Regions from separate parts of the Homo sapiens genome. Here all the other regions are linked to region 2. Evidence: chromatin contacts called from ENCODE Hi-C or POLR2A ChIA-PET data. All regions are on one chromosome and are shown on one strand. The core of a region is the stretch at or near the end of the contact, and the rest is flanking DNA. Distances in the headings are between cores, read along the strand shown.

Region 1 (4,520 bases), core at 1,426-3,925, 1.3 Mb after region 2:
AAACCTCAGCTATCCCTTGTGGGGCTAATTTAAGTAAACTGCTTCATCTCTCTGCCTCTATTTCTTCCTCCGCAACATGGGGTTGTTATAAGAACCTAATGATGTTACATGTTACGCACTTTACGAGTGATGTCTGACAGAAAATAAGGACTTGATAAATGTAAATTTAATGACAGAAACTCATTTCTCCTCTGCAGTCCTCCTCAGTTTCCTCATTCATTCATAAATATTATTCAGCACTCACCATTATGTTCTAGGCTCCACATACAAAGATGGACAAAACTCAGTCCCTTTAACTTTTTTTTTTTGAGACGGAGTCTCGCTTAGTAGCTCAGGCTGGAGTGCAATGGCACGATCTTGGCTCACTGCAACCTCCGCCTCCTGGGATCAAGTGATTCTCCCGGGATCAAGCGATTCTCCCACTTCAGCCTCCTAAGTAGCTGGGATTACAGGAACCTGCCGTCATGCCTGGCTACTTTTTGTATTTTTGTGGAGACGGGCTTTCACCACGTTGGGCAGGCTGGTCTTGGAACTCCTGACCTCAGGTGGTCCGCCTGCCTCGGCCTCCCAAAGTGCTGGGATTACAGGCATGAGTGACCGCGCCCAGCCAGTCCTTTTAACTTTTAAGGAGCAAGAAGTCTATTAGGGAAACTGAAAGATGAATGCATACTTCAAAAGGAAATGTTCAGAGCACGGGCCGGGTGTGGTAGCTCACGCCTGTAATCCCAGCACTTTGGGAACCCGAGGTCGGCGGATCACTTAAGGTCAGGAGTTCGAGACCAGCCTGGCCAACATGATGAAACACCGTCTCTACTAAAAATACAAAAATTAGCCTGGTGTGGTGGCATCGCCTGTAATCCCAGCTACTCGGGAGAGTGAGGCAAAGAATCACTTGAGCCGGGAGGCGGAGGTTGCGGTGAGCCAAGATCACGCCACTGCAATCAAGCCTGGGCGAGACTCCGTCTCAACAAAAACAACAACAACAAAATATTTAGAGCACGGCCATATTAGGAACTATAGAGACCCTAAATACTAAAAGCGTTATGGCACCTGTTTGCCTGCTTGTAATATAAAATTAAAATTCCAAAGGTAGAAATGTACTGGGATGCAGAGATTAAGACAGCATCTTCCTGGATTTTCTGATTGCAAACTTCAGATAAATCCACTGAAGTCAAATGTTTCTCATGTTTTTGGTTAGCTTTTTGGTCAAGCCAGCATGACTTTTTCATTTTTTATTATTATTTTTTTGAGACAGAGTCTCACTGTTGCCCAGGCTGGAGTGCAGTGGCATGATCTCGGTTCACTCCAGCTTCCGCCTCCCAGGTTCAAGCGACTCTCCTGCCTCACCCTCCCAAGTAGCTGGGATTACAGGTGCGTGCCACCACTAATTTAGCCCAGCTAATTTTTGTATTTTTAGTAGAGATTAGGTTTCGCCATGTTGGCCAGGCTGGTCTCGAACCCCTGACCTCAGGTGATCCGCCAGCCTCGGCCTCCCAAAGTGCTGGGATTACAGGCGTGAGCCACCATACCCAGCCAGCATGACTATTAACTGAAAAAAAAAAAAAAACCTCAGGGTGTGGAAGTGCTCAGAGGCATTCAATGCTGATGTAGCGTGTCAAGGAAGCAGTCTCTTAAGTGTTGGGCAAATGAAAGGAATAAGACAAAATGAAGTGTTTATCAAGCTCAAAAGCAGAAGGTTGTACCTGATTATTTCTAAGGTCTTTCATTTGCTCATTTAATCTAAGCTACTTCACATCATTTGAAGAGAAAGTAAATTATCTCGCTTTCTGAGATGCAGGAGAGATTCCCCGTCCCCAAATCCCACTATCATCAACAACACAACTTCCTCAAGTTCTTCACTCACACACATACCACCTGCTGAACCCTGAAGCTTCAGTCACTCATTCCTAGCTACTCCAACCACAAGGGACCTACGGGCCTGCCAACCAGGCACACGCCACGCCCTCCCTATGGTGGACTCCTATTCATCCTCCAAGACCCAATTTAACTCCTCCTCTCTGAAGCCTTCCCCTAGCCCCCTGGTGGGGATAATCACTCCCTTCTTGGTGCCTCATCCGAATGCCTTCTTTAGACATCCCTCTACTGTGCGTCTGCCCCATTATACTGTCAGCTCCTTGAGGCCAAGGAATAAGTCTGAGGGCTGTGCCTAGGATAGGATGAATGGCGGCCATTTTACAGATGAGAAAAGCAAGTCTCCAGGTGAACAGAGGAGCTGAGGAAACTGACCAACAGCCAGATCTCCCGACTCGTCCAGACTTTAAAAGCTGAGTCCACCATTACCCTCATCCAGCGACCCCAGAACCCGCGCCAACTTCTGGGGACGCGGAAGCCTGGAAACTCAAGTTTTCTTTAGGGAATGAATGGACAGGGGCCCGTGGAAGGCGCAGAGAGGCAGCAGACGGGGAGAGAACCAAGAACCCGCCAGTCTGGCTTCAGATTGCTCCGCTGGACCGCGGTAGCGGCCAGGGATTCTACGGTCAAGACAACTTGGGGGTGGCCGGTCGACCACCAGAACCCGACAGAGAGGAATTCACACTCTCAGACCCAGGCCGACCCCATCACAAGTAAGGACAGCCCCTCTCCAAAGCCCACCCGCCGCTGCTTCCTTACCAAGGAAAGACGGCCATCTTCCCAGTCACATGACCGCTTGTTCTGGGGCCGTCTGCTCGGCTTCCCATCCTTACCCCGCCACTCCCCGCACCCCTCGGCCGCCATGTTTGTGAAGGGCAGCTGGCCGCCCCGCAGCGGCCGCACAGCACCTTCTGCAGACGCCATGCTTGTGAGGGGCAGGCGACGCTCCGCACAGCACAGGCTTCATTTTCAGCTGACGCCATGCTTGTGAGGGGCAGCTCCCCGCTCCGGACAGCCCGGGTTACAACTCCCGCCGGCGCCATGCTTCGGAGGAGCAACGTCGGCCACGGCCAGAGTGCCGTAGTTTCTATGAGTCATGATTGTAAAGGGCAGCTGTCTACAGTGCCGGGTGGTCCCGCCTGCGGGCGTCATGATGGTAAAGGGCATGACTGCTGCTTAGCTCACCTGCGTCCTCTAGGGGCAGAAAGGACTCCAGAAGGCGGCGGAGCGAAGACGCAAACTGAGGTTCAGCCAGTACCTGGTTTTGCGGCTAATACGCTGTTTGGCGTGGGACAGCCATGCCCCCTCTAGGCCGCTGCTTTACCCACTGCTTTGCGGGCGGTTTTAGACACTTGCAGAATGCCCTTCCCACGACTAGCAACCGAGGGCTGCCCTAGATCTAATATGATTGACTACAGCTAATGCACGTGGGGAAATTAGGGTTCGCATTTCGTCCAACTTGGCAAAGCAGTGTTTCTAGGAAGGTGGATATCCATTTCGACCACAGAACGTTTTTAAAAATTATTTTAGGCCGGGAGCGGTGGCTCAGGCCTATGATCCCAGAACTTCGGGAGGCCGAGGTGGGTGGTTCACCTGATGTCAGGAGTTCGGGACCAGCCTGGCCAACATGGTGAAACCCCGTCTCTACTAAAAAATACAAAAACTAGTTGGGTATGGTGGCGGGCGCCTGTAATCCCAGCTACTCGGGAGGCTGAGGCAGGAGAATTGCTCCAACCCGGGAGGATGAGGTTGCAGTGAGCCGAGATTGCGCCATTGCACTCCAGCCTGGGCTACAAGAGCGAAACTCCATCTCAAAAAAAAATTTTTTTTTTAATTATTACTTTTATAACTTACTTAGATATCCATTATGGTCCCTTAGAGAGAAAGCATTCGATGTTTTTATAACTCTTACTTTTCATTCGGGGGTGGTGGTCTGTGGTTGTTCATGAGATGGTGACCTATGACAGGGAAAAGGATCATCTCCAGAACGGGCCCTCCAGTGTTCAGCTCAGTATGAGTAGGAAAGTATATCCACTCGTACCTGCTATTCCCAACACTGGAAGTGAACAAGGGTTAAAGGGTGGCCACGGGAAAGCAAGGAGCTCTTCCCATACAGCCATGCATGTTATCACATGCAACATCTCAATAAGAGGTCAAGGTGAGGAGCCTTTTCCTAGGCTCACACTGCATGATTAGGCAGTAACAAGAGGAGGATTCTTAAAGTTGTGCAAATTAACAGCTTTGATGTGAGCTTCAACCTTCGCATTCTCTTTTCTCCCTCTCCTTCCCTTAGCAGGCTTCTATCTCTTAATAAGTTAAGACATTTCCAGCCTGAGTTTTACCTTCTGAAAAGTCCAACTTTTAGTAGAGACGGGGTTTCACTATGTTGGCCAGGCTGGTCTCAAACTCCTGACCTCAGGTGATCCTCCCGCCTTGGCCTCCCAAAGTGTTGGGATTACAGGCGTGAGCCACTGCACCTGGCCCAGGGGACATATTAAATAATGAGATATATCTTTCATGGAACTTGTAAAGAATGATTATATACAATATTTGTTTTGGCCTAATACTTTTCAATATCTGTTTCTTTTTTCTTTTTTGTTTTGGAGACAAAGTCTCATTCAGGCTGGAGTGCAGTGGTGCGATTATAG
Region 2 (4,565 bases), core at 513-3,012:
TTTTTTCTTAAGACGGAGTCTCACTCCGTTGCCCAGGCTGGAGTGAAGTGGCGCGATCTTGGCTCACTGCAACCTCCACCTCCCGGGTTCAAGCGATTCTCCTGAGTAGCAGAGATTACAGGCGCGTGCCACTACGCCCAGCTGATTTTTGTATTTTTAGTAGAGATGGGGTTTCACCATGTTGGCCAGGATGATCTCGATCTCCTGACCTCGTGATCCGCCCGCCTAGGCCTCCCAAAGTACTGGGTTTATAGGCGTGAGCCACCGCGCCCGGCCGGCCCTTTCAACACTATCTTCACCTCTCCTTTGTCTTACAGTGCAACAGTCTCCTAACAGGTCTAACTACTTCCACCCTTCTCTATCCAGCAGGCAGAGCGGATTTTTAAAAATGTAAATCAGGTCAGGTCACTTCCCTTCTTAAAACCCTTAAGGTACACATTAGCCAAACCCCTGCCTTGGGCTAAAAGGCGCTGCTACAGTCATGCCACTTCCCCAACTACATCACAGGGCACTCCGGCCCTGGCTCTGTTTGCTTCAGCCACATGGCCTTCTGGCTGTTTCCAACCTAAAAGTCCTTCTCATTGGCTCTTCTCTCCACCCAGAAAACCCATTGTCTCGGATCCCCGCAAAACCGTGGCCTCCTTTGAACGACCTTACCCGATTTCGAGGGGCCCTCCCCCCATCTTCTGTCACCTCATCCGGTCTTTGGGGGGCATTTCTCACTTGCTGATACCTTCTTTATTGATTTACTTAACTCTCTCCTGCACACGAATGGAAGGTAACGGAGCAACACCCTACTCTCAGGTTTGAAGAGCAAGAGAATTACGAAGCTGGCTCTCACGGTCCTAGGGAGTCTCCGTTCCTGTACGGGACCTGGTGTGGGTCAACGTTCCCCAGCCAGACACCTCTCGCCCCCGGACCGGCCCCTACCATCTCCCATTTACATTCGGGGGTCCAAAAGATTCACAGCCTCCGAGGGGGCCCCACGCCGGCACCTGAGCGTCCCCACACCAGGCCTCCCCTCTTGGACGCGCGAGCCACTTCCGTGAGGCAGGTCCCCGAGGCCGGTGGCGATGACACCGAGCCGCCCCCGCGAAGCTGGGGTCACACAGGCCCGTCTCCCGGCAACGCCGCAGCCCAACCTCCAAACCATCCCTGCCCGTGGGGAGCCAACCCCTTCCCCGCCAGTCTCCCGCGCCTGGAGTCGGCGCCTCCATCCCCTACACTCACTCTGCGTCAGTCCTGCCTTCCCCCACCCACAGAAGCGCGCAGCCCGCGGCGGGCTGGGAGGAGGCGGCGCCAGGAGCCCAGCAGAGCCGTGGCCGACCGAGCACAGGCTGGTCCAGTAGGCCAGGCCGGACCAAACCACCGGGCCCACCTCTGTGGGAGCACCAGTTCCAGGTCTGGGGGAGTCTCGACTGACTGACTCTACCCATCTCCCGCCGCATCCAACAATAAGCTGAGCTCCTCCTCCCCCTATTTTTCCTTTACGCTTTCATTATCCTCCCCGCTCCATTCCCGTAAAACAAGAAAAAAAAATGGTCCAGCCCAGCTCCCTCCGGGTTGCTAGGTCTTTGCCCTTACTTGGCGACGGCTTCGTACGTCTTTATGTGCGTCGTGACGCAATCTTCCACTCGTTCCCTCCTTGCCCCTCTCCCATTCTCCCTCCTGGAGCTGGCGGCCGGCGGGGTTACCGGAAGTGATGATGCAGGAGGCGATGGAGGGGGCGGGGCTTCGGGGCGGCCGCCGCCGGTGGGCCGCAGATGAAGAGGAGGCGGTGGCAGTGGTGGAAGAAGAGGCGGCGGCGGCGGGGGTAGGGAGCCTGGAAACGCGAGCGGGGATGGTAGGTGGTTTGGACCCGCCGGGCCGCCGTCGTTTCCAGAAAGGGTTTGACTGGAGGAACCTCTGGAGCAGCTGTGAGTTTTGGGGAGGGGGGGAGTTGAGGAAAAGGCGGGGGGGCATTGAGAGATGAAGGGGCGGGGGTTGGGTACCTTCGAGAAAGGGGGGTGGAAAGGGAGGAGTGGAAGTCAGCGCGTTGTCTGGAGTGGTACCTCTGAAAGAAGAGGCTGTGAGGGGAGCCTGTGGCGTGTCAGCCGCAGGGCTCAGAAAACTTACCTACTGTCCCTGCCTCCCCACCGCCAGCACCCCTCAACCCAGGGCCTGGGGATATGGGGTTGGAGCTGCCCTGGAGGGGGTGCAGACTCTGGTCCTCTGTCCTGGGTGAGCGCTGTGAGGTAGGAGCCCTAGGGGGAGGTGGTGGGTGAATCTCCCAGCTCCCTCCGCCCTCATTTCCCTCCCCACCCCCATCGTTCTCTTTAATCATTAACAGCCCTGGAATTAAGGGGCTCAGACCTGAAGGCCTTTTTGTGCACCTTTGCTATAAACGATAACCATCTGTGTCCGAGGTAATGAGGCTGGAGGCTTTGCCTGTATCCTCTATAGGAAGTGGGACGGGGTGACAAATGTATTGTTTGTTCCTCCACCACACCCCCCGCACTTCTCACCCCTCATCCTCCCCCATGCACACCCCTGGTTTCCACTTTAATTCTCTGTGGCTGAGTGGCAATAGTGGATTTTTTTTTCTTCCCCTTTCCTCCTTTATGGCACTTAGTGCCTTGGTTACCTCTTTTGAATTTGGTGTTCAGCCTCTATCCCAGATCTTAACTGTAAGCTTTGTAATACTTCATACAGGCTGTCACGTTGGGAGTACCTCTTACGCTCCGATTATAATGAGCATTTTCTTTTATGAATACTGGAATTCCAGAGCCTTTGCAAGGAATCCTGAATGGCATCATAGCCCAGGAATCAAGGTCTCTTGCTCGAAATACTTTATGTGTGAGGAATTTACATGTTGTCAGCTCTTCCCAAAATGATTTGCTAGGCTAATTCTGGATTTCTGTGTTTCTCTCCACCCACTTTTCATGATGCACTTCAGAGAACAGAAAACCCCATATTACTTTTTTGTTTCTACAATTGGACAATAGCTCTTTTATGTTTTTCTCCATTTATGTGTGACACACAAATCATCAGTGACACGTTCAGCTTGTGCTGATTTTCATCTTTACGTAGCTGATTCTTTGTGTATGGGGGTCCTAAATGAGACAGTGTGATCTGTTTAGTTTTGGTTTAAGGGCGAATACAAACCAATAACGGATGTGAAAAAATTATTTGAAGCAAAGAATGGAAAGAAGGCCTCTTTGTTGATATGCTGTTGGTTTAAAAAAAATCAAGGAGCACTCTTCTAGCCTCTCAGACAGATATCAGAGTGAAGTGTTATGATTTTCCTTTTGGTGTTGATACATTCTTCGGAAATCTTTTGTAGAATCTGAAACTGTTTTCTGAAGAACTTTAAGAGATAGTGCCTACATTTTCGGAGTCCTTTGATTAGAAAGTGCCCGTAAGTCCTGTCCTTCTGTAACTGAGCTTGATATGCATAGTGCTAGGAAGATCTGATGCTAGGAAGTCCTATTCAGGGCTTTCGGGCCCTAAAAAACAGAATATTTAATGCTTGATTATACCAGTAACAGCGTGTTTAGATGTTTCACAAAAATACAACAGAAGAATGACTACTGTTCTCACTTTAACTGATTTAGAACCTAGTTTGCCATTGACTAAAAAGTTCACAGTTCATTAATTCAACAAACATTTATTGACTCCTAAGTGCTAGCCAGTGTTTCAGGCACTGGGTGTACACAGGTGAACACAAGCAAAAGGTTCACCCTTTCATGGAGCTTACATCGGAGTGGGAGCTGGGGACAGAGAGAGACATAATATATATCCCAGTAAACCAGATTTTGATCAAGCGCTGAAGAAAATAAGAGTGATGTGATTGAAAGTGTCTTAACTGTAGATGCAGTCAAAGAGGATCTTTCTGAGGAAGTGACACTTAAGTTGAGCTTTAAGTATAAAGAAGGAGCCAGCCATCCAAAGAAAAGGGGAAGATCCTTCCAGGTTCAGGGAACAGCTGGTGCAGAAACTGGCTGGAATGCGCTTGTCAAGTTCCAGGGAATGGGAAGAAAGGGTCAGGGTAGGTGGGAGGTAGTGGAAAGAGGATGGGTTGGGTGAGTAATAGCCAGAGCTTAGTGAACACGGGGGAGAGTTGGAGATAAGGTCAGAGAGGTGGATATGGGGCTCAGAATAGGTAGGCAAACAAATTGCCAGAAGGAGTAGGAAGTAGAAAATGATGCTGCTTGTTGATTAATTCTGTCGCCTTAACTAGGGTCTTATCACTTACTGTTTTTGCAGGTACTGTTGGACTATCATAATAAAGTCACTCTGCTGAGTGGGAGAGGAAGAGGCAGTGGTCACCTGGGTCTTTTCTGGCAGATAAATTTCAAGCTGGGTGTTCAGATTTTCAGCAGGATGTTCAATTGAGGACACACCTCTTTCTTTATTTTGTCTTATATACTGCTGTTTAAAACTGCATAATAAGTTCTCTGAATGTGTTCTAGTATACGAATCCTCCTTTGTTTCCAGCTCTGTATGAATTTAAGGACTGGGCAAGTGTTAATAATATGCCCTTATCCATCTACCAAGATGACCATCAGGATCTAAGTTTCAAGTTG
Region 3 (4,313 bases), core at 253-2,752, 1.8 Mb after region 2:
GTACCTACAAAATATTAAGTGGCTTATGGATATGCAGCAAATAACCCCATGTAGTAAGGGGTACTCTTTCAAAATCTCTTGCAATCTCTTTCATTAAGGAAGATAACTCCATTTACAGCTGGTATAGCCTTAACACTTTCCCAACACTTGCTAATTTCCCCTTTGTAACAGAAAGACAGTATTTAATACAATTTCATAACTTTTTAATTTGTTTGTTTTTTTTTAATGATTACTCACCCATTTGTGGCAAGTGGCACTGGCTTCCCATTCACCATAAGGATTTTGTTTCAAGGAAATTAATTTAATTTTTAAATGGGACATAGCTATACAAAAAAACACATCTAGTAATCAAAAGTTCAAGCAGTACTGCCATTAGGCAAAAATCCCGAAAGTGGTACACGGTAATTTAACGTTGAGAAAACGACTTCATGAAATTTCTTTTTTTTTTTTTTTTTTGCGCGGGGGAGACAAAGTCTCGCTCTGACGCCCAGGTTGCAGTGCAGTGGTGCAATCTCGCCTCAAAGCAATCTCTGCCTCCCGGGTTCAAGCGATTCTCCTGTCTCAGCCTCCTGAGTAGCTGGGATTACAGGCACCTGCCATCACGCCTGGCAAATTTTTGTATTTTTAGTAGAGGCGGGGTTTCACCATGTTGGCCAGGCTGGTCTCAAACTCCTGACCTCAGGGGATCCTCCAGCCTCGGCCTCCCAAAGTGCTGAGATTATAGGCCGGAGCCACCGCGCCCGGGCTCATGACAATTTTCTAAGGCAGCACAGATGAAACAAGGAAAGCAGGAACCAGGGTCCAAAACCATGTCTCTCTACTCTAAATTCGATGCTCCTTCCACTACACTGATGGCTTTCACAGTTTACAGTGCATGCAAATCACCTAAAGGTCCTGTTCACAGATCACAGATACCGACCAAGTAGGTCGGGGTGGGGCCCGAGAATCTGTATTTCTAGCGAGCGCCCAGAAGTAGCGGAGGCTGCTGGTCGTCGGGCTACCCTTTGCCTGGCAAGGCCCTGGGCAAAGACTACAAAGAGAGAGACTCCCGGAGACGCTGAATTTTCAGTGTCGCCAACTGTCCTCGACTCGGAACGCTGGCCGCACCTGCCGTGACATCACTGCACAGGGGTGCAATTGCGTCACTCCCCAGGCGTCACTGCCGAAACAACCCCTGTCCTCCTGTCACTCTCGCCGCTAACTACAGACCCCGCCCCGCCCGCCAGCGCCCCGGAGGCCGAAGTCACGCAGTCGCGCTCCGTCGCAGGCCTGTGACGTTACGAACCTCTCCCCCGTGACCTCTTCGACCCAAACCTCAAGCGAAAATTCCCTAGCTCGCTAGACCGGCGCAGGACTGTGACTGCGCGCCTCCTTTTACCTGAGAGGGACCGCCGGGCCCCCGGGCGCAGCCGCCAAAGGCGGGGAGCCGCCGCCGCCCCGGCGCAACTCATTGCCGGAACTAAAAAAAGCAACCACTTCGTTGAACGGAACTGGCCAATAGTGCCCTTGGCTCGGACTGATGACGCACAGCAGACGTAAGGAAGGCTCAGCTCGCCCGCGCACCGGTGGGAACGCCCCCTAGCTCTGCGCTAGGGGTTAGATTGGTTAGATACGACAAATAAAAAGATTTTATTGGGTGGGGTCACTGTCAATCACTCGGAAGACCAAGGCCAAGGCGCCTTGGGTTGCCAGGGAGATGAAAATGCTAAATTGCTGTTTAGAAAGATCAGGACAAGGTTATGATTTCTCACCCAAGTTCCTGGGGAAAAGGATCATGAGGGAATTACTTATTAACAAGGCACGGTATTTCCTGCTTTACCTACGTGGAAGGAGATTTTTTTTTTTATTTGTATCCTACATCTACTTTAAAATAGTAAGCCTGGGCAACATAGCGAGACCCCGCCTCTACAAATAATTTTAAAAATTAGCCGGGTCTGGTGGAGCACACCTGTAGTCCCAGCTACTCGGGAGGCTGAGGTGGGGGGATAGCTTGAGCCCGGTAGCTCGAGGCTGCAGTCAGCCGTGATTCTGCCACTGCACTCTAGCCTGGGCCCTGTCTGAAAAATAAATAAATAAATAAAATTATATGTATATCTAAATTACATGCACCACATGGTTAATGGTGTTATATAGTGTTATCTCTATTGGTGGGCTGAAAGCCAACTTTAAACTTCTTCCCGGTCTTTTCTCTATTTTCAGAAACAGAGAACATGTTTTATCCTTGGTATCCACCTTAATGTACTGTGTGCATGTATGCATGTATATTTGTGCAAATTGGAATTTTTTGAGAAGGGAGGGGAAATTTAGCAACATACTTTAAAAAGATCATATAATACAGCAGTCTTACTTTTAGGAATCTACTCAACGAAATAATTTTTAAATGAGTAATGTACATGAGGGCAAAAATCAAAGATGCGTGTCTGCAAGGATATACAACGTTTAATATTGGCAACATCAGGGGGCTGGAACTGGGAGAAGGGAGCTTTCACTTTCTACTTTACACCCTTGGATTATTTATATACTTTATCCAAGTTTACCATAAAATATTTTAAGATGGAATACAATTGTAAAATTATTGAATTCAAGTTTTTAGTTTTTATATCACTCTAGTGTTCAAATTGACACACCAAAATAATTTAAAATTATGATGAACCCAAATACTACTTAGTGAGGATGTTGTAGCACTCTCATGTAAAACTACTGAGTGTCTGAATCTGGCGCTCAAAAGCCTTAAAATGTTCAAAACCTTTGCTGTAATACCACTTCTAGGTCTCTGTTTCCTTTTTGTTTTGTTTTTTGTTTTTGTTCTTTTTAAATGGAGTTTCACTCTGTCGCACAGGCTGGATTGCAGTGGGGAGACCTTGGCTCACTGGAACCTCTGCCTCCCGGGTTCAAGCGATTCTCCTGCCTCAGCCTCCCAAGTAGATGGGATTACAGGTACACACACCACCACGCCCAGCTGAGACTGGGTTTCGCTGTGTTGGCCAGGCTGGTCTCAAATTCCTGACCTCAAGTGATCCTCCCACCTTGTCCTCCCAAAGTGCTGGGATTATAGGCGTGAGCCGCCACGCCTGGCCTAGGTCTCTGTTTCTAAGGAGAAAAAATGTTGACAAAGATTTATAGATGTGCCCATTATTTATTACTGGGAAAATTTGGAAACAAAATGTTAAGCAACAATTGAATATCAAAACATCATGTCCGAGTGCAGTGGCTCACGCCTGTAATCCCAACACTTTGGGAGACTGAGGCGAGAGGATCACTTGAGCCCAGGAGTTCAAGACCAGCCTGGGCAACACAGTGAGATTCCATCTCTACAAAAAATTTTAAAAATTAGTCAGGCATGGTGGTGTGTGCCTCTGATCCCACCTACTTGTGAGGCTAAAAGGATCACTTGAGCCCAGGAGGTTGAGGCTGCACTGAGCCATGATCACACCACTGCACTCCAGAGTGGGTGATAGACCTAGACTCTGGCTCAAAAAAAAAAAAAAAAATCCAACTGTATGATGTTATGTAGCCCATTGAAATGTTTGTAAAGAGCTTTTAATAACAGGAGAAAACACTAGATTCTTCAGGAAAACACATATTAAGTGAAAAAGAAATTAGAATACCAAAGTTCTTTCCTTCTTTTTCCTTCTTTTTCCCTCCCTCTGTACTTTCTATCTTAAAAAGAATTTTGCCAGGATTAACAGTGCGTGCCCATAAGTGCTGCTTTTTAAGTTTTTTTCTCTGTTGCTTTTGATGTTCTCTGTATTTGCTATAAAAAACAAGTATTTTTATAATGGCAAAACAAAATTTAAAAAACAAAAATGCATACTATTCCCTAATTCCATCCCCCTACCCACCAAATTATCCATTAAAAAAACTAGTTCCAGCCAGGCACGGAGGCTCACCCCTGTAATCCCAGACTTTGGGAGGCCGAAGTGGAAGGATCACTTGAGGTCAGCAGTTCAAGACCAGCCTGACCAACAGGGCAAAACCCCATCTCTACTAAAAGTACAAAAATTAGCTGGGCATGGTGGCACACACCTGTAGTCCCAGCTACTTGGGAGGCTGAGGCAGGAGAATCACTTGAACCCAGGTTGCAGTGAGCCGAGATCGCACTACTGCACTCCAGCCTGGGCAATAGAGTGAGACTACATCTCAAAAAAAAAAAAAAAAAAAAACACAGCCAGGCACAGTGGCTCACGCCTGTAATCCCAGCACTTTGGGAGGCCGAGGCGGGCAGATCATGAGGTCAGGAGATCAAGACCATCCTGATGAAACCCTGTCTCTATTAAAAATACAAAAAATTAGCCGGGTGTGGTGGTGGGCGC

The links. A loop is a pair of places that touch in the nucleus more often than their neighbours do. ChIA-PET counts read pairs that join two places held with the same protein, here RNA polymerase II (POLR2A). Pooled maps may share reads with other maps.
Region 1: a loop to region 2 is called in a map of B cell, with 10 times the contacts of the local background. The contact joins the promoter of VPS35L here to the promoter of DCUN1D3 in region 2. A Hi-C loop is called at or near these places in 4 of 168 maps with a recorded cell type or tissue (B cell, dorsolateral prefrontal cortex, gastrocnemius medialis and 1 more), 1 of 37 single-sample maps with no recorded cell type and 12 of 50 pooled maps. POLR2A ChIA-PET finds 5 or more read pairs at or near these places in 3 of 52 experiments (A673, HepG2 and OCI-LY7).
Region 3: a loop to region 2 is called in a map of CD4-positive, alpha-beta T cell, with 7 times the contacts of the local background. The contact joins the promoter of COQ7 here to the promoter of DCUN1D3 in region 2. A Hi-C loop is called at or near these places in 2 of 168 maps with a recorded cell type or tissue (CD4-positive, alpha-beta T cell and naive thymus-derived CD4-positive, alpha-beta T cell) and 8 of 50 pooled maps.

What each region holds. Positions count from the first base shown.
Region 1 is chr16:19,553,858-19,558,377 of GRCh38, reverse strand. It overlaps VPS35L (VPS35 endosomal protein sorting factor like), which reads right to left and starts at 2,675. Exons shown (of 31, transcript NM_020314.7): 1 at 2,632-2,675. The coding sequence starts at 2,648. RefSeq lists enhancers at 1,991-2,220, 2,079-3,041, 2,601-3,080.
Region 2 is chr16:20,897,555-20,902,119 of GRCh38, reverse strand. It overlaps DCUN1D3 (defective in cullin neddylation 1 domain containing 3), which reads left to right and starts at 1,762. Exons shown (of 3, transcript NM_173475.4): 1 at 1,762-1,916. LYRM1 (LYR motif containing 1) reads right to left here and starts at 1,349. Exons shown (of 4, transcript NM_001128302.3): 1 at 1,231-1,349. RefSeq lists enhancers at 372-1,157, 1,158-1,943, 2,153-2,202.
Region 3 is chr16:19,064,803-19,069,115 of GRCh38, reverse strand. COQ7 (coenzyme Q7, hydroxylase) reads right to left here and starts at 1,502. Exons shown (of 6, transcript NM_016138.5): 1 at 1,379-1,502. The coding sequence starts at 1,451. It overlaps COQ7-DT (COQ7 divergent transcript), which reads left to right and starts at 1,425. Exons shown (of 3, transcript NR_119381.1): 1 at 1,425-1,535. RefSeq lists an enhancer at 1,139-1,288 and a silencer at 1,319-1,478.